Linked DNA regions of Mus musculus: regions 2, 3, 4 and 5 are each linked to region 1. A link is a loop called in an ENCODE intact Hi-C map of the cell type or tissue named here. Cell type or tissue: left cerebral cortex. All regions are shown on one strand.

Region 1 (5,000 bases):
AGATGGAGACTGTCCAAGTAAATGCTAATTCTATACTTTCTTCAGTACATAATGACATAGAAAGACAAGTATTAGATTTTTCTCTCTTATATGTGAAAGCCAAATAAAGTCAAAGTGAATGCATAGAGTGGTAATTACAAGAAATTGGACAGTGAGACACAGAAAAGGGGAAGTTGTATGTAACTAATGTGTGCTGTATGCATGTGTTGAAATATACCACACAGAGCTTCACTAATATATACAGTTTCTACATAATAACAAATTAAACTAATTTTTAAAATAGCTATAATCCCAGAAGTCAAAATAGTACATAAATAAATATAGATTGAACATAAAGAAATATGTACCATGCTAATATTGACCAGAAGAAAGCTACTAGAGACAAAAGGGGGTACAACATATTGATAATAGAGTCAGTTCCCACGAAGAGATAACCCGTAGTGCGTGCATAACTTTTAATTGTGCATCCAACTATGTAAGACAAAATTCATGGAACTGAGAGGGTAAAGTGAAGGAATCCATATTGTAGTTGGAGATTTCAACACCTCCCTGTCAGAAATGGACAGATCCAGCAAGCAGAACAATCTGTAAGAACATAACTGAAATCAACAACCAATCTAACAACCAGACATAATCGTCCAGCAACAGCAGATGCATATGTTTCTCAAGCAAGTATGCGATATTCATTTACAAGAGACTGTGAAATCCTTGGCTATGAAACACACCTTCACAAGTCTCACAGCATGGATGTCAAATAATGTCTACTCTCGTACTGCCAATAAACGACAAAAGATACTTGGATATCCATGAATAGTTGAAAATTAAACAATATTCTTCCATATCATGAATGGCCAAATAAAAAATTTGAAAATAGCTTAAACTACATAAACATAAAAACATAGTGCTGGAGAGACCGCACAGTGCTTGAGAGCACTTGCTTCTCTTGCAGAGGGTCAGAATCCTCTTCCCAGCACCCGCATGGTGACTCACAATCATTTGCAATTCCAGGGAATCCAGTGCCCTTTCTCATCTCCACAAGCTCACACACAACAGTCACTCACACAGACATACACATAAATAATAATATTATTAATAATATCAATTGTATTATGTTATTTCAATAAATTATTGATTTATTTTATTAAAATAATAATAATTATTATTATTGAATACTGTAAAAGTGAAATAAAACCTTAACTTCAAAACATGTGGGAGAGCAAAAACAGTGCTGGAATGTAGATGCATAGCACTGAGCACAGATGTAAGTTCAGAAATCTAACCCCTGCCGTAAGAAACTGGAAGAAAAGAGCAAATGCATTTCACAGCACACATATGGAAAGGGGGAAAAAAAGAAATCAATGGCATTATAAATAAGAAGAAAATATAGAAATTTGATGAAACGATACAGAAAACAAAAGGTCAGTCTCTTTGAAAAGGTCAGTCCAATGGATACTTCTACTCAAGCTGAGAAAAAAGAGAAGACATAGATTTCTAGTCTCAGAAACAGAGGTTAGAGGTTAGGCATTATGAGAGATCTATCCACAATTAACAGTATGATAAATTATACATGGTATACTCACAAGGGTGACAACATAAAAGAAATGAACCGATTATTGCTTTTTTTTCTTCCTTTTTTTTTTTTTTTTTTTTTGGTTTTTTGAGACAGGGTTTCTCTTTATAGCCCTGGCTGTCCTGGGACTCACTTTGTAGACCAGGTTGGCCTCGAACTCAGAAAGCCGCCTGCCTCTGCCTCCCAAGTGCTGGGATTAAAGGCGTGCACCACCATGCCTGGCTTTCTTGAGAAACATAATCTGTCAAAACCTATCCAATGTGCTGAATAAGACATTTTTTGTCTTTTTTGATCTTTTTCCATTTTAATAGAAAATAGAGTAACCGGGGAAGAACAAACTTCAGTTGAGGAATTGTTCAGAGATGACTAGTAGTCTTTGACCTTGCGATGAGAGATTATCTTGACTGATGATTGGTGTGGTGTGCCTGCCCCACAGTTTGACTCTTAATGTGATCCCACTGTGGGGAGCACTAGTCTTAGGCAGGTGGGCTTGAGATATCTAAGAAAGCCAGCAGAGCTGGAGCCAGGGGGAAGACAAAAGGCACCATTTCCCTGTAGTTTGTGCTTCCGTTCCTGTTTGAATTCCTGTCCTGACTTCCCTCAGTAATAGACTATGATCTGGAAGTGTAAAGCTGAAATAAATCTTTTTCTTTCATAGTTGCTTTTGGTCACGGAACAGGAAATAAAACTCACACAACAAGAAATTCATAGTCTTCTAAGTTCATTAAGTATTAATTTTAAAAGTCATCATTAAATAATAACCATTTTAAAATGGAAAGCACTAGCCCCAAATTTGTTCTCTAGTAAATTATATACTAAATATTTAAGAAAAAAAAGCATACCAATTTTTCTAAGACATCTCACAGTCACAGAAGCACAATATTCATCAATTTATCATTGAGGCTAGAATTACTCTAATATCAAAACAAAACAAAGTTGTGTAATTAAAGAAAAGTATAGATAAATTTCTTATGAACCATCTTCTACAAAACATTAGCAAATTAAGTACAATATTTTAAAAAATAGATCATGATTTTGAGAGGGCACATGAAAAGGATGAAAGAGATGGTGGGGAGGGAAAATAATGTCATTATATTCTATTTTTTTAATTAAATATTAACAAATATATACCCAGGACCATGTGACTTTATTCTAGAGATGCAAAGTTGGTTTAACATTTAAAAATTGAATGAAATGATATCATATCACTATCAAAAGACTAAAATTATATCAACAGACTAAAAAACAAAACTGGACACACAGGTATTAATGGACTCAGAAAGGGCTTTTGGTGAAAATCTAACAAGAGAAAATAAAAGCATACAAAAAACTAGTAATACAGCAGGCTTTCTTAAGACTCATAATGCCATCTATTGGCTCAGCTGTTAAGAGCACCTACTCCTCCTGCAGAGGCCAGGAGTTGGGTTCCCAGCACCTACGCCAGGCAGCACCGAAAGGAACACACAGCGTGGAAAGGGGAAAAGGACTCAGATGAGAAATATCTCTTAAAGTATCCATATATTTAAAAAATTAAATAGCCCTACCGAGGTATAACGAGTCATGATAAATTGCACACATTTAAGCTATAGACCATAAAGCCATCTCTGCCATCACAGTTTGTAGTTAGGTATGAGTACATAATCATTCAGATGATAATCCCTCCACATCCACTTCCTTTCAAACCTCTAGTCTATATTGCCAGAGAAGCTGTGTGTGTGTGTGTGTGTGTGTGTGTGTGTGTGTGTGTGTGTGTGTGGTGGGGACATGTATGTGGTGGCCAGAGGACAATGTCAGGTGTAAATTCTCACATATCATTCACCTTTCTCTTGAAATAGAGTCTTTCATTTTTTTTTTTTGAGACAGGATTTTCCCCTGGCCTGGTTATCACCATATTTACAGTATCTGGCCAGTGAACCTCAGAGATATCCACCTCCTTTGAGCTGGAATTACAGACATGGTTCACCCTTCCCAGCCTTCTGTTTTATTCCCTAGTCAGTTCTGATGGTTAAACTTTGTTCTTTGTTCTTTGTTCTAGATACTCCCTCTACTGACTGAGCCATTCTCTAGTCCAACATTTAAGCACCAGAAAACATGAGTTTGCCCATATTTTTTGCTGGCTGTTGGACCAGTGGCTTCTAATTTTGTTACCCTGAAGAGTGAAAGATTTTGTGAGGTTCAGTATTCTTGCCTGAGAAATGGGAAGAGCTAACACTTGCATCTTTAACCTGTTCATATTTAATTAGCCATGTGAAGGTCAAACAGTTTTTAAATGAAAAGCACCATGCATACTTACATACAGAACACTGTTTATCTGAATTGTAGAGACAACAGAGGTATAGCTTCCTACTTAAAGCCTTTCTAATTGGTCTTAGCTAATACATTCATTATTTTTCTTCCTAAAATAAAAGTAGTTTAAGGGTTCCTGTTATGAGGTGTTTCTTTGTATTAATTCAAATGTGAAGAAAATTGGTATTTACCATTGACCCAGTTTGTTGCATTATCACAGGGAGACTTTAAAGCGGGCTTTCTTGGAGTATTTTCTGAAACTGTAGAGCTGATATGAGTGACATTGTGTTTACATGACACCATGACAGGAAGGGTGACAAGATGAAAGCCGCATGACCCATTTACCTTGGCATCAGTCACCATGAGAAATAAGTCAGAGATGGTGTCACAGAACTTTCATTCAAACCATTAAACTGTCTGATAGGTCTTTCCCCATTTGAAAAAAATTAAAGTTCCATTAATTTCATCATCTGGGTTACTCTCTCAGACATTCATTTCCTCAGTAATTTTCCCATTCGAGCAGCATGGCTTTCACCTAGAGCACAGGCCATGTCAGCACAAACACAAAGGCTTCTGCAAATAGAATTTGGTAGTTAATCATATGCCAAATATCTGAGGTGGAGTGAAGACAGGTCAATAAAGGACTAAACTTCCAGGAAAGGGCCATGGAGAGTACCAGGGAAAGCCTAAAAGAATGCACCCTTTATGTAACAGCCTTCCCTACTCCACTAGCATATGGAAAGAAGGCAGGAAGAGCTGATACTATTCCATGCGAGGTGGAGATGTGTAAGACCAGAGACTGGATTGCCCAGAGGCCTAAGGTAGAATCAAAGACAACTACAAAAACAATTTCAATGAAATGATTCCTAAGGATGGTCTACTATACTCATAGATCCATGCCTTGTCCAGTCATCAGCAGAAAGGTTTCCTCTGGCAGCTTATTAGAGCAGATGCAGAGCTCCACAGCCAAATAATAGAGAGAGAGCTCAGGTTGGAGTTCTTCATTGGGTCCCTTAATTCTGAGCTCAGAGAAACCTGCAGAAGATGGGGAGGAGAAATTGTGGGAGCCAGAGGGGTCAATGACATGGGGAGAGCACGGCCTATGGAATCAACTAAGTAAGGTGCGTTGGGTCTCACAGAGACT
Region 2 (5,000 bases), 270 kb before region 1:
GTGTGGCACAGGGAACATTGGAGGTCAGAAGATAACTTGCAGGAGTCAGTTCATTCTCTGCAACATGTGGGACCTAAGGATGGAACTTGGGGTTATCAGGCTTGGTGGCAAACACCTTTACACACTGAGCCATCTCACCAGCCCCGATTTACTCTTAAAATAATGGACTTGTAAATATACTTCCACCCTTCATTTTCCTGTCCTGTTACTTCTCTCCTCTCCTACGCTCTTCTCTGCACGGCAAATGCATGCCATTCCTTTTAGAAACTCCAGTCTTCCTCTCAGTTCATTGCATATTCTATTTCCTTTCCGATCTACAAAGCCCACGCAAAGCTTACCTTTGCCTGTCATTTGAAACAAGTGTGAGAACCCAGCTTCTGTCTTCCCCAGCTAACTTCCCGGAGACTTCCCCAGACGAGGCTTCTTATTTGCTACATCACATCCTTCGAAGAAGCTGCTTCTCATCTCTCCCTTCTCTCAGGGTTCTTGATGCCCCTGACTCAGCATCTATGTTCAGGGAGATTTCATACCTGGCACTTCACATTCTGACAGCAGAAGGATGGGTGGTCTCGACTGTGGACCAGCATTTACCCTCTGACTCACAAGTAAGCCTGCTAGCTAAGAACTGAGTTTTCCTTATGATAAGTTTCCAGCAGAACTAAACAACTATGTTGAGAAGCAGAAGTAGCAGTGAAGTTCCAGAGGACACTCCTCTTTCCCACAGTGCTGATGGGAGGGAAACTCACTATGCACAGGTTTTAACATCAGACTAAGGATGCAGCCAGCCCACAAGTATAGCTTTGACGAATTGTACACTTGACTCAGATTGGTGCCCTTCGGAGAGAGAAGTTCTGTGAGTTACTTTCAGTCACTTCTGACAGGTTTCATCAGGCTTTCAATTTCCTTATTATGAGTTAGAAAATTAAGGGAGTTTATTGTCAAAATCCTTTTAAAGCTTAACCTTAATGAGATTCATAACTTCATCTTTTTTTAATCATACAGGTTTACTTTATTTTATATATCTATATCTATATATCTATATACCTATATATCTATATACCTATATATCTATATCTATATACATATATATATTTTTTAATTAGGTATTTTCCTCATTTACATTTCCAATGCTATCCCAAAAGTCCCCCATACCCTCCCCCCCACTCCCCTACCCACCCACTCCCACTTTTTGGCCCTGGGGTTCCCCTGTACTGGGGCATATAAAGTTTGCAAGTCCAATGGGCCTCTCTCTCCAGTGATGGCAGACTAGGCCATCTTTTGATACATATGCAGCTAGAGTCAAGAGCTCCAGGGTACTGGTTAGTTCATATTGTTGTTCCACCTATAGGAATGCAGATCCCTTTAGCTCCTTGGGTAATTTCTCTAACTCCTCCATTGGGGGCCCTGTGATCCATCCAATAGCTGACTGTGAGCATCCACTTATGTGTTTAATTTCACATTCATCCATTGTCAGCTTGTGTTGACAAATTCTCTGTTGGAGAAGTTGTGACTGCCTTTGGTGAGCCACTAACAAAACCTAAAGGAAATTTAAAAGTAGCTGCCTTGAGTGATGAAGAGTATTGTTTCTGGAATTACCTTTTCCATAGAAAAATAAATCTCATTTTTGAACAAGAGTCAAGGACGGAAATGGATTTATGAGGAGGAAGAATAAGGAAACTAATATGTTAAGCATATTAAAATCATGAAGTAGGAAAAATAAATACTAACCTTAAAGTTGCAATTATTGTAGGCATTGCTTTTAATCATTTTTAAAGGAAAATGTCAAAACCTTGAATTCAAGCAAAAAATAGCAACATCTGAAGGTGTGACAGATCAAAGCAAAGTTGGTTGAATCCATACTCACATGGTTGTAGGAAACCCATTACTCGTGTGAATGTATTCCAAAGATATGTAATAGTATCTCCCATTCTAAAATAATTTTTAAAATATGTTACTCGTGTAACTCAGGATTACGTTTTCATTTGGACGTTTGGATTTAGCATCGATGATATTGTATTATCGGCTTGTCCCAAAACCACATCAACTTCAAAGCTCAGGAGAGTATCCAGGCCCTGCGATTAGCACGACGCTAAATGTTCGCCCAGCAGAGGGCGATGGTTCTGCTTTTCAGCTCAGCTCTGACCAGCAGCCCTGCATCCTCCAGGATCCAAGGATTGTGCATAAGCTAAGTACAGTCTGGTTAGAACTTGTAAACATCCCCAAGGCTTCTGGATGGAAGGAAAGGAGAAGGAATACCCAATCGTCTATGGTTCCTGAGTTGGTGGTGGTGGAAGACCAAGCAAAGAGAGCCCGCTATTCTAGGACATTCCACGACCTAATGCAATCAAGACTTCACAACCCTGGGGAAGATATGTCTTTTTGTTTTGTTTCCTTTCTTCTTAACCTTTAAACTCTATGAAAACATTCCAAAGAAGAAATTTAAACATAAAAACATAAGACATAAAAGAAGAAAGAAAAGGGCAAACAGTGTTTACTCTCACAAAGGGATACGTAGCAAAAGCCATCGCAGACAGAAGTCTATTCTCCGTGGACTGACCTCTTTAAGACTGCTCACGCAAATGATGTCCATGCAGAAGAGCAAAGACCTACTTTTGTGTTTGTTTGCTTGGCTGCATGCATTTCCCTGGTGTTAGAATTTTTGTTGCTCGTTTCCTTATTTTTCTTTTGAGACTATTTATACATATAAAAACATTAAGTTTTACTTTGTGTGTGTGTGTGTGTATGTGTGTGTGTATGTTGTGCCATGCTCCTGCAGGAACCTGTGGAAGTCAGACATGGATGTCATATCTCCTAGAAGTTACAGGTGATTGGCTGTCCTCTGGAGGCTGGAAACCAGGTCCTCTTAACAACTGAGCCAACTCTATGATCCCTATGTATTTTTCTTCTATCCTTACTCTTCCCTTTGCCTCTCATTCTTCATTCAGTCTCTAATGAAAGAGTTGTTTGGGATTTTTTTTTCTGTATTTTTAAAATTAATTTTCTCAGTGTATGAGAAGATAGGCTTCATTATATTTTCATGTTTCATATGTTTTCATGCATTTTGTTTCTATACCTTGTTCTTTTTAAAAAAAATTTATTAGATTTCTTCTTTATATACATTTCAAATGCTATCCCGAAAGTTCCCCATACCCTCCCTCTGCCCTGCTCCCCTACCCACCAATTCCCGCTTCTTGGTCCTATACCTTGTTCTTACCTCCCCCCTCCTCACTACTCTTCCCCCCCTCCAGCTGTTCTCCTTTCCTCTGCCAACAACCCCCCTTTCTGCTTTCTGAATTACATTGCTTTCTTTTCCCTTCCTCCCCACTGCCTTAAGATTTCTTATTCTACTTCCATGGTCTCATTTCTGCTTTTATAATACAAGCACACACACACACACACACACACACACACACACACACACACACATACACATAAGCACAAACACAAACACACACACAAGTGCACACATACACACTTCAAATATAGATTCTGCATATGAAAGAAATCATGGTGTTTGCCTTTCTGAGTCTGGCTCACTTCATTTCACATACAAATTTCCAGTTCCATTCCTGCAGAAGCCATGGTTTTTTTTTTTTTTCCTTATGGTGGAAAAAACATTCTACTGTGTATAAACCACATTTTCTTTACCAAATGATTATTCAGTGTCCAGGGAACATTCTAGAAAAGAGTACAAAAAGACTATATGAACCAGAGGGCCAGAAAAAAAAATTATGTGAGATGGTGTCTCTTAGAAATGACAAGGAAGCTTCATCCATGATACTCCATGACATGGCTGCCTAAACAAGACATGGGCAAGTGCAACATCAACAGGCATGCTAACGAGGAAGGGGGAGATCTCATGAAACCCCAGCCCTAGACAAAGAACTACAAGCAATTAAGGAATGAGGAAACCTGGAGAAACATTCCTTCCTAAGGATGAGGCCCCCAATCATTTATCCAGTATGAAGAAGTCAACCTTGAAATCATATACACACAAGCAACACTAACCAGACACAGCAGCTAGTGTTTATAAATCTAGGCATTTACATATACATGCAACAATAACAAAGCAGAAGGGGCCATGAATTTGACAGGGAATCATGGGGAAAGGGAGGGACTAGAAGGAGAATGGGGAAGGAGGAAAGATATATTTTAATTAAAAATTAAAAGTATGTATGTTATTTTTAGTAATATTTTATTATTCCTTCATTAATTTCATACAAGCCCTTTTGATTATATCCATCTCTTTCCGACTTGCTCAGATACACCCTCACATCTCTCCTCAGTCAGCTTCCAATCTTTATCTTTGTTTCTTCCCTTGAGTTCAGTGTGTGCTACCCAATTACTCTTGGGTGAAGGGTTTAGGTTGGAGTGTGTTCTGCCTACTGAGAGTCACACCAATATACAAAAATGACTGTCCCTTTCGCAGATAGAGAGACCCTGTCCTCATCCTAAAAACAAACAGTCATGCATTTTCTTTTTAAAAAATATTATTTATTTTTATTTATATGAGTACACTGTAGCTATCTTCAGACACACACCAGAAGAGGGCATCGGATCCCATTACAGATGGTTGTGAGCCACCATGTGGTTGCTGGGAATTGAACTCAAGCCCTCTGGAAGAGCACTCAGTGCTCTTAACTGCTGAGCCATCTCTCTCCAGTCGTCAGTCATGCATTTTCAAAAGGGGTGTTTTAGAAACTGCAAGGTTGTTAAATAAACTTTTTGATACACAAAGCACACTACTACATTATGAGTTATTGACCAAAGAGTTTCATGAAATTCCCAAAACCATATAGGCAATCTCTACTAATTACTGATTGCATGCCAGATCTGGATGATAAATCCATACTGAGAAAACACCCCTTGCTTTTTCTATAAGACATAGGGAAATCAGCCCTGGATGGAGCTGACCAGCGCCCTCTCTGTGGCCTAGTTTCATTCTGTAGGCACTGTGCAGATTTCTGGAGATAATTTTTCACTGGCAATCCTGCTTGGCT
Region 3 (5,000 bases), 660 kb before region 1:
GAGAGAGGAAGGAAGAAGAAAGAGAGAGAGAGAGGGAGGGAGAGAGAGAGAGAGAGAGAGAGAGACAGAGAGACAGAGACAGAGCAAGACAGAGAGAGTCCCTGTACTACCAGGTTTGCTGTTTGTTTCTAAGCTTTGTAAATTGGAGTGCTGAACTCCACTAGTTTAGGTGCTTGGAAGACAATGTATTTGATTTACCTTTCCTTGTCTGAAACAATGTTTCCTATTTTGCTAAGATGAAGAAACGTTGATCTTAAGAGTGTTTCTAGGTTTCAATTTATTAAAAGTTATCTACTGGATTTAGAGCGGAGGCCTATTATATGGTTCTCAAACTTTTAATTAGGTCAAGACGAATTTATTTTCAGATCTAGTTTAACATCTTCAAGATTTCAAGCATTAAATCGAATCTCACTGGAAAATGTTTTCTTAAATTACCTTTTATCAAAGTTAAGATAGCATTTCTACCCTTATGTCAAAAAAAACACGTTTCCATGGCTATTCCCCAGAGTTGAGGAGGCTTACTAACGACTAACTTATTATGAAAATAATATTTATTTGTCATCTCCAGCAAGGGTTATATCTTTCACATATTCTAATATACTGTAGACCACACATGACATTTTAAGGCCTACAGTCTTTTTTCAAACAATATCCTAAACCCTATAAAATGCATTTTATAATCTTCAAATTTATTTTCCTCATGGATGTGGTGTATTTGTGTACATGTATACAAATATGTACATGGATGCCTGTGCATATGTGTGTAAGTGCCCGTGGAGGGCAGTGCTCAACATCAAATGCCTTTCTGAATTATACTTCATCTCATTTGTTGATATAGGTTCTCCAGCTGAACCTGGATTTTATGATTTGGATAGTCTGTCTGGCTAGCAAGCTCCAGGCATCCTCTTGTCCCTGCCTACATAGTGCTGAGATAATACGCACATGCTGGCATGTCATGCTCTACACGGGTGCTCGGGACTGAACTCGGTCTTAGTGCTTGCATAGCAAGTAATGCCTTTAATGGCTGAGCCATTTCCCCAGCCCCACTTTTGAATCTTATTCCATTGAGGTAGGTATATCAGAGAAAATGCAGTGCATGGAAATGCCAGTGGCTTTGAAAAAAAAATAGTCGAGGTGGTTATGAACATTTTAGAGATATTTGAACACACCCAAGAATTATGTGTATATATGCAGAGGTGTTAGCTTTCTGTGCTGTATAGCAAATAATGCCAAATCCTAAGGTCCAAGGAGAGCAAGCATTGAATATTTTATAGTTTCTATGCGTCAGGAATTAAACATGGTTGCAGCTTGTTTGACTAGAGCTGTTGGACTCCTCCGCAGTGAATATACTCGGTGCCGCAGACTCTGCTCTGAAGACTTGAATGGAGCATAGCATAGTGTCCTCCCAAGGCCTGACTGTTAGGCTGCCTGAACATTCTTATGTCATCATAGAATGACTAGACAGTTGTCTCAGAGCAGAGAGAGAGAGAGAGAGAGAGAGAGAGAGAGAGAGAGAGAGAATATACATGACAGAGTGCCCAAAACAAAAGCCTCAGTTTTTGCACTCCTATCTAGGAAGTGACACAACATGACCTTATGATACACCATCGATTGTAGAAATGAGCCCTGAGATACATTGGGGGGTGTATGGAGCCACCAGAGGTAGGGGCAATTGGAGTCGGTTTCCACAGTACTTGTGCATGCATGTCCAAAATGCATGGTACAATTTTCTACTACAGTCATGCCCTTGCAGTATTACATGTGTGTATATGTTTGTGGATATACATGTACTTTAGCTGGAGACCAGGGGCAAAACTTTAGGATTGTATCTTTTCTTCCATACGTGGACCTTGGGGATCAAACTCAGTTGTCAGACTTGGGGGTTGGTGTCCAGACCTGCTGAAACATGTTGGCCCATATTATCAATATCTGTTTTTGTTTCCCAGTTTTCTGTCTTTTAGATGACTCCTCTCTTTACAAACTGTAGTTTTTCAGTTGTTTTCTTCCATAGTCACACGTAAGATGTGACAAAATCTGAAGCCTTCACTCTGCTATTTCAGGGACCTCTAAATTTTTCCTCAATTTAACCAGCAGATGGAGCCTGGAAACCTGCTATGTTAACCACTCAGGTTCTCCGGAGCGCTTCGCTTACCTTGCAGTCTTAAGGACCTGGAAGAGGCCTCCACATTAACTTTTTGTCCGATGGACCTAAAAGCCACGGTTGGGGGCAGCACCAAAATTCACATCTTTGGCCTTATTACCTCACCTCTTGTCCACTTGCAGAAACTGAAATCACTGTGTGTTGCCTCCCAAGAACATTAATCTCAGTTCATTTCAGTTACTCACTTGGTTATTGTTGTGTGGGGTGGGACCATGACTACATCGGTCTCTGTTCTGTAGAAGTTTACAGTGTGACTGAGCAGACAGGCATGGAAGTGTGAACTTCAGAACAGCCTGTGCTAAAAGGCCAGGGTAAGCCAGGGCATGAGGCTGGGTGACCTAAAAAAACCCTGTCGAGTCTGCCTTGGTGTGGAGATTAAGCAACGGATAACAAGGTGACTGCAGAGGGGGCTGTCAGGGAAGATTTCCTTTTGAAAATATTGTTTTTTCATACAAGATATTCTGATTAAGGGGTCCCCCATTCCTAATTTCTCCCAGATCCTCCCCAACATTCTACCACCACCCAAATCCACACTCTTATTTTGCTCTCTCTCATTACAAAACAAACAGGCATCTAAAAAAATAAGATTTAAAACAAACAAACAAACAAACAAACAAACTATACCAGAATAAGACAAAAAATGCAAGCATAAAAAGGAAAGAGCCAAAGATAGACACAGAGAAGAACATTCATGCACACATACATGCTATTAATATACAAAACCCAGAAATCCTAACATATAAGTAAAAGCCCTCTAAAGTTCAAAAAAAGAACCTAAACAAAGCATTATGAGAAACAACAAAACAAAACAAGACCCCTCCAAATATACCATTGACTTTGTTATCTGTTTGTTATTTTCTGCTAGGATGGGAACCTGTTCTTAAGTATGGTTTGCATGTCCAGTGAGACTCTGTTAAAGAAAACTAATTTTTCGCGTTGTGCGTGGTTATCAAACAGGGTAGTTTCTGACTTGGGGATGTGGGCTTGTGCCCACCTTCCCCTCACAGTGCTGGGATCCCCCTCTGACTTGGTTCTGTGCAGGATCTGTGTATTCTGTCACAGACTCTTTGAGCTCATAGATACACCAGTCCTGTTGTATCTAGAAGACCTTGTTTCATTGGTGTCTTCCATCCCTACTGGCTCTTAGAGTCTTTCTGCCTCTTCTTCTGCAGAGTTTCCTGAGTGAGCCCTGGAAGGAGGGATTTCGTGAAGACATCCCATTTAAGACTGAGTTTTCCAAGGTCTCTCTCTGCAGTTGTGGCTCTCTTTATTTGTTCCCATCTGCTGCAGGAGGAAGCTTCTTGGATGCTGACTGAGCAAAGCACTGATACAGGAGCATAGCAGAAGGTTGTGAGGAGTCATTTTATTGCTATACTCCTCTATATAACAGTAGTTTGGGGGTTTCTCTTAGGTGTATAGCCTATCTAAGTCTCAAGTTCTTGGCCACAGGAGCAGTGTCAGGAATAAATTCAATCTGTGGAGTGAATTTTAATCCAATCAGATAAAGGTTGGTTAATCCTACAGTTTTGTGACACTACCACATCAGCACATCTTGCAGGTAGGTCACCACTGTAGATCAAAGGGCTTGTAGTTAGGTCAGTATTTCTGTTTCTCTTCTGAGAGTGTATAGAGTAACTTGCAGTAACATGAACATTAGTCAGTAAGATAGGCACCAGATCAACTTCACCATGTTTAATGTAGGTGTTGACTTCAGCAATAAGACCTTTCCATCAGTTTGTAGAGAGAAACCAAAAGCCTTGACAAAAACCTGGGTTTTTTTTTTTTGGGGGGGGGGGACTCCCATGGGATGCTTAGACCAATTTGATGAAATATAACCTATTCCTTCATAGAAGAAAGCAAGAGATGTCCAGGTGGGGCTTTATCTCCCTGCCCCCCCCCCTTTTTGAGACAGGGTTTCTCTGTATAGCCCTGGCTGTCCTGGAACTCACTCTGTAGATCAGGCTGGCCTCGAACTCAGAAATCTGCCTGTCTTCTGCCTCCCGAGTGCTGGGATTAAAGGCGTGCGCCATCACGCCCGGCATTGTCTCTCTCTTTTATTTTGTGATCCCATTTATATTTCTTTCACTTATGTATATATTTTAAAAGCATCTACTCTGGTAGTTTTCCCCACAACCCCTCAGATGTTCCTTCCCTCCTTTACCCTGTCTTCTGCCTCTTTTCTGAGCCTCCCATCCTTCCCACACCAGGAGATTCCCATAGTAAATGGATTGGGAATGAGATTGAATACATTTTCAGAAATCACCACATTTGCAGAGGAGTATGACAGAGGACATTTTTACCTGAATTGAGAGAGATAAAATTTCAAATAAACTTATGGGAAGACTCACCACGAAGCCAAAACTTGGGGAGATGTTTGCAGGTTTAATAGATACTGCAAAAGATATACTGTGATAAACAGTGACCACAAATGGAGCTGAAATCAGGAATTCCAGCAGAGGCAAATACATGTTCCATAGGTGGATCTTACATACTACACTGAGAAGAGTGGAGGAGGTATGGTGGGTATACATCATCAGAGAAAGGTCAGAGTCATTTGGTGAGCTTCTATTCAGAGCTCAATGAAGGCACAGAAGATGGTTTATGTGTCTATCACAGTATGTATACTATACATATACAATATGTATAATGACCAGTTAAATGCACAATAGTTAAGGCAATCAGTAGAGAACTTTTACCTAGTCCTTATTATTTTCTTTGTGTATTAGTTACATAAAAATACTCATAAATCAATCAAGATGATTACATTGAGAATAGACAACCATTCTGTGGTATTTCTGCAGTTTTCCTATTTTTTTTAAGCTAGACCCACTAATTACTT
Region 4 (5,000 bases), 230 kb before region 1:
CTTGTTTTAGATGTGTTAAATACGGTCAATATCATCCCTCAGATACATCCTAGAAAAAAAAATTTCAAGAAATTGTAACACACACACACACACACTCCACAATAATACACAGAAACACAAAGAATAACTAATTACATCCAAGAGATTAGTTAGAAACAAAGACTATCACAGAATAAAATAAATGTGCTTGGAAGCTACTCTTTGGAATCTGAATCAGAATCTAATCAAGACAAAAAAAATCTAAAGTTAATGAAAACTTTTTATTCATTTTTAAATGCAAAGTTCCATCATCAGGCCTCTCCCTTAACTATCGCATTTCAATATCTTAATTCTAGTTTAATAGATAATACAAACTAAATTCTGTCCCGTCAGTTGTTTCATGCCCACATATTTGTCCCCTATCTTTATGAAAATAATCTGGAGGTAATTGCTTGCAATCTTGTTTTAATTAGCCTGTGATATTACTCATTCCTGCTTCAGAACCATCTGTAAAGTTGAGACAGATTGACAGGGAAAATAGAAACATCATCCACATCTTTTTTGTCTCCTGCTGTTTCTGGGCTTATATCCATTCGTCACTTTGTGTCTTTTCTGTCTCCTGAAAGTTACCATGCCCTGCCCCTTCCTAGGACCTTGCCACAGAAATGTCTTCCCTTCAACTCCCTCCAAGTCTTTCTAACCATAGATTCCAGCTCTGAACCACAAGTTATTTCATCTCAGATCTTAGAAACCCATTTTCTGTTTTAATTACTTGAACTTAATTATACTGCAAAATATTTATATTGTGCTTCTCTTAAATGCCATGTTTAAATATACAGGAACAAGCATTTGCATATTTAGGCTGAGTGTAGATAGGGCCAAACTCATTCTTAACTTTAAACAAATGTAACCATTAGAACTGAGAGTCATGATCCCTGATTAGGCGATTTACTCTGGAAATTTGTAAGAACTACAAAGCTACAGTGGAATTAAGCAATCATTTGCATTTTTCTCCTTGTCATGCTGATACACAATTATTTTCAATACATTGCCCTACTGCTGATAGCCAGTTCTAAACTGAACATCTTTTTCACCCACTCCACGTCCACAGAATGTCATAAAAGAGAAGGTAGAGAGACCATAAGAGCCAGAGGATCAGAGAAAATCATTCATAATTTTCTGACTTCTAGAATTGGCATGACTGTTGCGATCATGACATGTTGCAATCCACAGCTGCTGTGACAAACACAAGGCTAGCATGCAAAAGAGAAGAGACATAAAAGTAGGCAGGGTTTCAAACATTTGTGTATCTTCTTATTCTGATACAATTATCACGATACAATTACAGAAATTAAAGTTGCCATGAAATGAGAGGCTGCTTAAGAACATGTTAGGATATCTCTAACAAAAGGGTGGATAGTTGGGAGTGTGAGTCATGCTGTGGAGAACCTGAACCCTTCCCAGCTTTCCCAACATGGCTGGCAGCCCTGTGACGCAGTACTGTGAACAGAGAATTACCTTGCAGCTTAGACTCCACCCTATGTTATATACACTAAAGAACTGAAAATGAGAACTCTGGTAAATATTGAAATGAAAGGTCACATCACTACTGTTCACAATGGCAAATTTGTAGGAATAATCGAAATGTCTAAAAACAGGTGAGTTGATAAAAATTGTCTTGCATACATAAAATAGAACAGATTTCAGCAGAGAAAAATAATGAAGTGGTGGTTCTTGCTCCATCTAAAAACAAAGAATGCTTCCTAAAAGAAGTTATGCAAAAACATCACCTGCTTAACTGATATGTCCATATGAACTATCCAACCCAGGTAGCTGATTGGCAATCGTTAGATTGGGGGAAATGAAAGTAACCAAATAGCTGTGGGATTTTAAGTTAGGCTGATTTCATAGTCAATTTTCTTGTCACTACAGCAGACTATGACTGCCTGGGGAATTACAGAATGAAACCTTATTTAGCTCAAGGAAGGCCAGGATGTGGAATGGCACAGCAGGACATCTGGTAGGACTTCCTTGCTGCATCACAAACATGGCCCAGGGCATTACATGATAACACCCAGCAAGCTAGCCAGACAAAGTGAACTTTTGTAGTGAAGCAATTCATTCTCGAACTCACTCAATCATTATTTATTAATCATCGAATGGATTAATCCTCACTCTCAAGAGCCAATCACTGCTTAAATCCATCCCATCTCACTGCCACAGAGCTGATTAAGTTCCAATGCGCTTTTCAGAGCCGGGTCAATCATACTGAAAATGGAACTGCTGGAATAAATATTTTAGAACTGGTTAGAGGTGGCCATACACACATGTGATTCTTTTAAAGTATTTAATGTTCTGATGTCACTGGTATATTTAAAGAGTGGACATTTAGCCCTTCCCCCACGTCATTTGTTGACATCCTAAATCCCAGTGTGATTCTACAGGAAGGGGGAAAGCAATTTGGAAAGTGTGTAGGTTTAGTTGCATTCTTGAGACAGAAGCTCCTATGAGAGAGTGCTTAGAAAACTCAAGAGACTTCAGAACCCAGTCAAGACACAGGAGGAAGGCCAACACGCACAAGGAAGGAAGAGTCTTCCTTGAGACTCACTGCCCTCCGGCCCCTCCTCCAGCTTCCCATGGATGAAATTAGAGGAAGCAAATCCTTGCTCAAACCCTCTTACAAACCCTCAACAATGAAAAGGAGAGACATATTTTTAATCTAGTTTCAATATTTGCATCAAAACTTTTATCACTTCTCTACATTTAACTTCATTCACACGTCATTTCGTTCACATGCAGCATCAAAGGATAAGATTTCCTATGAATATGGATTGATTCAGTCACAACAGCAGAGCCATTTCTAATACTCAAATTGAGACATTTTTCATGGAACTATAGTCTGCTTAATTTATTCCCTGAAATAGCTTTTCCATGTTCATCTAATATCTTTTTTTATAGACATTTTAAGAAATGTTTGCTTATTTTTTAGGAAATACAATAAAAATGTTATAATGTAGTATTTTGAATTTAAAATATTGCCCACCAGAGGGCTCTCATTTTTCTTCTATTTTGCATTTTGGAAAAATGAAGTATAGATTGTAATAGAATGTAATATATACAACATTGAGAAACAAAATATATTTTCTAAGTGTATCCAGAAGCTCTGTAAATTTTAACTTGATTACAACTGAGTATATTTAAACATGTTTATTGTTGAGTATATTAGATAACACACTGAAATAAGATTATGGAGACTGAGGTACAAATAAATATACGTCAGATATGACATAATGCTACTTTGTGTAGTTTTGTTTGTTCTTCGTAAAGCTATTTGTGGGAAGGGAGTTATATGCTTAACTAAAGAAATGCTTTCTTTTAAAAGTCATAGTGTACAAATTCCTGAATAAATTACATACACAGCAATTTTACATATCAATTTCTATAATAAAGAAGGAAATTCTCTAAATTATGTTTAGAATTGGCATCTGAATTATTGAATTACTCAAGTGAGTTTATGCTTTAAAATAGTTTTAATGCATGCAGCATTTATTAAGCCCATGCTGGCAGCTGGGTTACTTGACTTGAAAAGCTCAAACTGTAGACTGGATGATAAATAACAATGTTACAATGTAAACCCTTGATAAATAACAATGATACAATGTAACCATTATAAGGAAATATGCCAGTCAGAGGGAAGGCTAGGAATGAAGTATGATTTGAAGAGATTTCTTAGGGAATTCCCATTCTTACTCACATTGCCCAGTGGGAGTTACAGAGGGAAAACAAACACTCAAATTCAAGAAGTTTCCTAAAGCAGAAATTGAAGTGTTCTTTAGACTACAGTTCTTAAATTCTTTCCAGTCAGTACCCCAGGGTATAGAGCTATAGAAAATAGGTATACAAATTGACCATTTGCTGATAATAAATCATAAAGAAACATATTCTAAGGCAATTCTTTGGCATATATATGCATGGATTGTTCACCCTTTATTTAAAAAACAGGAAACTATGCATACTAATAAAATTGCTATGCTTCTTTACTTTACATAAGGAGGTAAATCCTGTCTGAAAAGCTAATACTGCATGCTATGTAGAACACCTTCAGTGACTTTCAAAGTTGATGGAGACTTTGATGCTTAAAATCATCAATGATGTGAAGGCTACTTTGCATATTTAGTACAAAACATCACAAAAAATTTTAAGATCATTTTAGAATTTATTGGAAATTCTATCCTCATTCCAAGGTAAAACTCACTCAATGATTTTTTTTTCTTTAGGTAAAAACTTGAAAAACAACTTTTAAAACCAAGTATTCCTATATAATACAATTAAAGTATATTAATTTGATACTTCCATGCTGAGGAATAATGATAGGAAATTAAATCTTTATTTTCTTTAAGTGAACTATTGTATGTTTAGAAGGTAGGAACATCTTGTGTGTATAGTAAAAATACTATAATTCAGAATGTGCTGGTGTTAGCTGAGATGATTTAGGCTGTGCTTGTAGGTGTCACCTGGCATATGACACAAGCAGAATAAAGTGTGACAGTATGCTGAAAGTTCAGAGCCAAGATTACAGAGAAGGCAACTTAAATACCATGGATGGGTATGTCCTTAGCATTGGGCCATTACACATTCAGAAGCCATTGATTATTGCCAAACTTCTCATGATCCCCACATTCAATTATGGACTTGTAATTGTGGTTCAGACCCACACTTTAACGATGTGGGTATCAGTCAAACAAAATACAAGAGCAATCCAACTAATCGGTAGCCATAGAGGTAAAGCATTAGCAATTTATGACTGTTTGTCATGGGATTACAGCTATGTAGGGCTACACACAGTATAGCTTTTACTGCTTTCTTCTGCCTGCTACCTAGCAAGAGGCTAAGCACAATAAAAGTAATGGTTAACTAAAAGAGATCTTGGCTTCCACTCAACAGAATTTCAGATAAACAGGTTAATGGTAGGACTTGTGAAGTCTTTATCTAAAAGATTATTTGGGACTGGAGAAGGAGCT
Region 5 (5,000 bases), 500 kb before region 1:
CTCTGTATTTATTCATGTCACACGAAAAGATTCATCTGATATTCAAACAATCTAACCAGAGAAAGATTTCAAGTATAATTTAGCGGAAACTCAGGTCAAATTAGACATGGCCATCCTAACCAGGCCAATGAAAGGAGATTCCCAGTGTCACAGAGTTCACGATAAAAGCTTTTTATTGAGATATGCTCCTTTTTTTGTTTTGGAGACAGAATATTATGAGATATTTAAGTCATTTTAAACAAAACATTTAGGATATAGAATATGAGTGTCATACCAAAGTTAGTGGATGTAGCAAGGATTTAGGAGGCACCAGGGAAACAATGTAACGTCGTCATTATTGCTCTACGGCTATGTTAGAATAAGAAGCAGTTGGAAAACTCATTCATCAAGCAGCTACCCAAGCGTCACTTCATTGAAGTACGTTCCAAAGACACTGAGCAGCGTGCTTCTCACTTGCTCCCAAACCACAGCAGGTTTGTACAAATCCAAAGCCCTCCAAGCGTCCAGTTAATAGTAATTGAATTAGATGATGCATATGACTAAGCCACTGAAGAGCTGTGTGTCTTTGAGTAATTCCCTTAGCCTCTCTGGGCCTCTCCATTGTGGCAGTATTCTGATTTATAGAATTATAAATCTTCTTGGAGTTGTAGAAATCCTGAAAGTCAAAACATGGTCTTTCTTTTCCTCAGGACCAAGAATCCCTTTGCGGTTACGAAGGCTATTTGCCAGCCTATACTGTTGCTGCATTTACGAATACGTTGCCTAGCCTGACCTTGTGAACAGGTAAGTCCTCAAGGAGTGAGCGCTGATATTTGATCCCTGGGATTTACTTTCCTCAGACCTTTCAGAGGATCATCAGACCTGGCTGGAGCATGTGCGGGAGCTTATCTGGCTTTTGGTTTTCTTCAAAGGCAGGTGTCAAGGTGAACAGATGTTTTGCTGTCATTAGGTGTGCCACATCCACAGGATGAAAAAGTGCTCCCCAAGCAGGGATCCAAATCACAGCATTCTCCTGGCTGACTTAGGATCTCAAGGAGCCAAGTCACATTTCTGCATCTGTTTTTTTGCTTCTCGTCAAAAGTGATTGCAACAGGGCTGGTGAGAGCGCTCCATCAGTGAAACAGGAGGATCCAGAGCTCATACAAAAAACCAGCTATGGTTGCCTATGGATGTCATCTAAGAGCTAGGGAGGCAGCATCAGGTGGGCTCCTGGGGCTCTCTGGACAGCTAGCCTAATCTACTTGGCAAGTTCTAGATTCTGTATCAAAACAAAGGTGGAAGGCTCTTGAGATTCCAAGGTTGTCCTCTGGCTTCCATATCATGTATACATTTGTACCTGCACACACATGCTTGCATGTACATACAGCCATACACAAAATAACTGCAATAGATGATTCATTACTAAGTTACCTAGTTTTGACCACCTCTTGGAGAAAGTTAAAGGCTCCATATTTGTATTCAGCCTAAGTATGTGTTTCCTCTTTTGTATTGTTTTGTTTTGTTTCTTTACATATTTATTTATATGTATGTGTGTGCTTGATTTCTCTAAGAGAGTTAGGAAACTAAAGAGTTTCCCCCTCCCTCTTTGTTTCCTTTGTACCTGGAAATGGAGGTAGAAACTATTCTCTCTTCCTCTTCTCTTTTCATCTCTAAAGTCTCATCACTTTTCTGAATAAAGGAGCTTTTGATTCTGCTTTTGACTGACTGATCACTGTCTTTCTTAGTTTGTCATGCAACATATGAAGACAATAAAAGGAGACCCATGCAGGATCTACACACATGCAAGATCTACACACATGAAAGATCTATACATATACAAGATCTTCACACATGCAAGATCTACACATATATAAGATCTTCACTCATGCAAGATCTGTACATATGCAAGATCACACATGCAAGATCTACACATATGAAAGATCTACACATATACAAGATCTTCACACATGCAAGATCTACACATATACAAGATCTGCACACATGCAAGATCTACACACATGAAAGATCTACACATATACAAGATCTTCACACATGCAAGATCTACACATATGCAAGATCTTCACATATACAAGGTCTGCACACATGCAAGATATACACACATGAAAGATCTACACATATGCAAGATCTTCACACGTGCAAGATCTATACAAATGAAAGATCTACACATATACAAGATCTTCACACATGCAAGATCTGTACATATGCAAGATCTGCAAAATGCAAGTTCTACACATATACAAGACCTGCACACATGCAAGATCTACACTTACACTCTTTAGTTTACATGAGATCCTGAGAGACCTCCTGAGGTCACGTCACACACACACACACACACACACACACACACACACACACACACTTCAGACCAGTATCCTTAGTTTTTCCATCAGGCTCCATGAACCTCCAGGCTTCCACCAGAGACTGGAAAAAAATGCTCATGCTAAAAAAAAAAATCATAAATGTCAAAATCTGGTTCCATTTGATAATTGGTGTTGCCAACATTGGTACTTTTTCTCTTCCTCAAATCTGCCCCGTCTGGCTGCCCTCTGGGGTCACTGAAGGAGGACAAAGCTGTGGTTAGTCGTGCTTGCCACTAGAGGGCAATGCTGACCATTAACAGAGTGATTCTAAGGCGCTGGCCTTTGGAATTTGAAGCTCATCTGTACCCTTGACTGAGAGAAAGCAGATGCAGAGCTCATGCTTTGTGTTCTGTACGTGATATAAAGACTGTAGTGCAGATATTGTGAACATGGCTGACAACTGTACTCCAGAATACAACTTAGCATTTGTTTCCCAGTTTTGGATGGTCATCAATTGTGGGGATGTTACATCCTTGCATGCTGTCTCAATATGTTTTAGGAGTCCTGACTGATGGCGCATCTTTACAAATGCTACAATAAGTGTTAGTATATAAGGACCATGGGTACATGCGGAGGAGGGGGTCTGTGTGGTTCCAGTGACTTCAATGAAGTTCTCATACTGTCACATACTCTAAGATCCGAAAATGAACCTTCTTTTCTTACTGTGAGTTACAATTATTTTGTAACCTTAATTTAAATAAACACAGCATCATACAACATTATCTGAGTAGTTTCCTATCTATAAGTACATGGATATATTGGTATCATATTCATTTTGGGTAGCCTTCATATTTTACCTTTTAGGAAACCAACTAACCCAAACAAACAGAGAATACAAAGCCAGCTGTAAAAAGGAAAAAAAAAAATCTACAAAGAAATTCCAGATACAGAATGTCGTGAGGTGAGGGACCAGGCTCTATAACTGGCAACTCTAACTTGCTAATGCCTAGAGATCAGTGGAATTCTCTTGCATTTAAATGCATTCAGTAGAAATATGTGAAAAATTGCTTTCACTAGTTCCCAGGACAAGATGTTGGAATTTGTAAAACACGGTCAGATTGCTTTAATACACACTGTAAAAATAAACTATTTGATAAAAGACACTTTTAAAAATAGTTCCCATGTCTTTGGGGAAAACGCTTTTATTGTGTGTTAAGGACTCCCTGAAAGACAGGAAGCAAAATGTGAGACTGACGGGGGTAAACATGGTGGTAGGGCGACCTCTGAGGAAGGCTGCCCTGAAAGACTGGTAATATTAAAAAAAAACTTTAAAGGAACAAATCTCTCCAACTGAACTTACTAACTGTGATGCGGAAAAAAAGCTGCCGGGTGCAGGAATAAATCAAAGGATGAGTTCTTGATTATTTGAATGTCAACTTGTAAAAGATGAACTCTCTGATGCACACAAGTAAGAAATGATTTCAGATTGCCTCCCCCCGCCCAGAGCACCAATGGCCTACCTCACAAAGAGCCCTGGAAACAAACCAGGAGACATCATCCATGATTGCATAAGAACTGGAGTCATCTCTATTCTCCCGACCACCACTTCTTAAACAAGAAAGACCTGGAGGGGTCCCAGACAACAATAAGTACAATGATCAAGGAGGCTCTATATGAACATCGATTAAAGGAATTGGATGCTTTAGGCTAAACACATAAAAGCAAAAAGGGACTATGATCAAAGTCTTATTGTCAAGTCTACTATGACGTAGAATACAGACCTGTTCATAAAATCATGTAAGGAGTGCGGAGATTGTTGTATTGTATGTTGTATAGCATTTTAGACTATTTCATCATAGACAGGCAGGACATTTAGTGAGTGAATTTTCTTTGATGGTTGTTTTAGGCTGAGCAAATGGGTATTTTCTGGGATTATTAACATTATGGATGGCTGGTAGAACTACAAAGGAAGGGTTTGTAAGGTTTCCTGAACATGAAAAAATTCGGTGTACAGGTTGAGTGGACCTTATCCAAATAGCCTGGGTGAAAATTGGTTTAGATTTGTGGGTGTTCCTTTTACTTAGGGGGATGTATTTGGAATGGGACATATTTAAAATATTCATGTTGGAAATGTAGTTCAAGTTTAAATGTGGTACTCAGTCATGTATAATTTATATCTTTTATTCACATATGTGTGCTTTCATTTATATTTTGCTTATACAGCATTCACAACTGTGTTTTAGGATATGTTAATGTGCCTGAGTTTTGGCTGTGACAGGTCATCTAGGTTGGATATGGATATTTTTCACTTGTGGTACCAGGTCAATCAAATTCTTTGCATTTCACATTTTCAGATTACAGATACTCTGCTTATATTATTTCTTGTAAATCTAAAATATACATGGATCATAGAATGCTTTGATATAAATTTCAAAGGAAACAAGAGAAGGCCCCAATGGAGAGGAAAAAACTTTCCACACTCTAAGGGAAAGAGGTTGCACTTCATTTTCTGCAGTATTTTCTTTATGCTACATGGCTTTTGTATGTTTGTATTGATTATAAACTTGTCTTCATTAGTATGAAATTTTAGCATTTTGTTGTATTTATGGCAATTACATGGGGGTCACTGGAGGTCACATGGTCACTTCTCTGTTTCTGCACACTTGCCTTCAAACCAAGTCAAAAATTATTCTGTGTGCT

The links. A loop is a pair of places that touch in the nucleus more often than their neighbours do. Peaks named below come from ENCODE experiments on the same cell type or tissue, not always from the same donor. Only the 100,000 strongest peaks of a DNase experiment are listed, where the experiment ranks them.
Region 2: it touches region 1 in a loop (4-fold over the local background); 4 of 42 quality-filtered maps call a loop at or near these places.
Region 3: it touches region 1 in a loop (2.4-fold over the local background); 2 of 42 quality-filtered maps call a loop at or near these places.
Region 4: it touches region 1 in a loop (4-fold over the local background); 2 of 42 quality-filtered maps call a loop at or near these places.
Region 5: a loop joins it to region 1, with 3 times the contacts of the local background. A loop is called at or near these places in 4 of 42 quality-filtered maps.

What each region holds. Positions count from the first base shown.
Region 1 is chr3:132,475,018-132,480,017 of GRCm38, forward strand. Gm30147 (a long non-coding RNA gene) reads left to right here and starts at 4,580. Exons shown (of 3, transcript XR_867646.1): 1 at 4,580-4,677. In left cerebral cortex, a CTCF peak has its summit at 2,932 (motif pointing left); a DNase peak (open chromatin) is centred at 2,970.
Region 2 is chr3:132,205,566-132,210,565 of GRCm38, forward strand. No RefSeq gene overlaps it. Among named protein-coding and RNA genes, the nearest start is that of Dkk2, 120 kb to the left of the region's middle. In left cerebral cortex, a CTCF peak has its summit at 2,103 (motif pointing right); a DNase peak (open chromatin) is centred at 2,117.
Region 3 is chr3:131,811,062-131,816,061 of GRCm38, forward strand. No RefSeq gene overlaps it. Among named protein-coding and RNA genes, the nearest start is that of Gm29865, 80 kb to the right of the region's middle. In left cerebral cortex, a CTCF peak has its summit at 2,096 (motif pointing right); a DNase peak (open chromatin) is centred at 2,118.
Region 4 is chr3:132,249,038-132,254,037 of GRCm38, forward strand. No RefSeq gene overlaps it. Among named protein-coding and RNA genes, the nearest start is that of Dkk2, 170 kb to the left of the region's middle. In left cerebral cortex, a CTCF peak has its summit at 3,027 (motif pointing right); no DNase peak of the experiment used is centred here.
Region 5 is chr3:131,973,540-131,978,539 of GRCm38, forward strand. Gm29865 (a long non-coding RNA gene) reads left to right here. Exons shown (of 3, transcript XR_376086.3): 2 at 690-783. Among named protein-coding and RNA genes, the nearest start is that of Gm29949, 31 kb to the right of the region's middle. In left cerebral cortex, a CTCF peak has its summit at 2,597 (motif pointing right); a DNase peak (open chromatin) is centred at 2,625.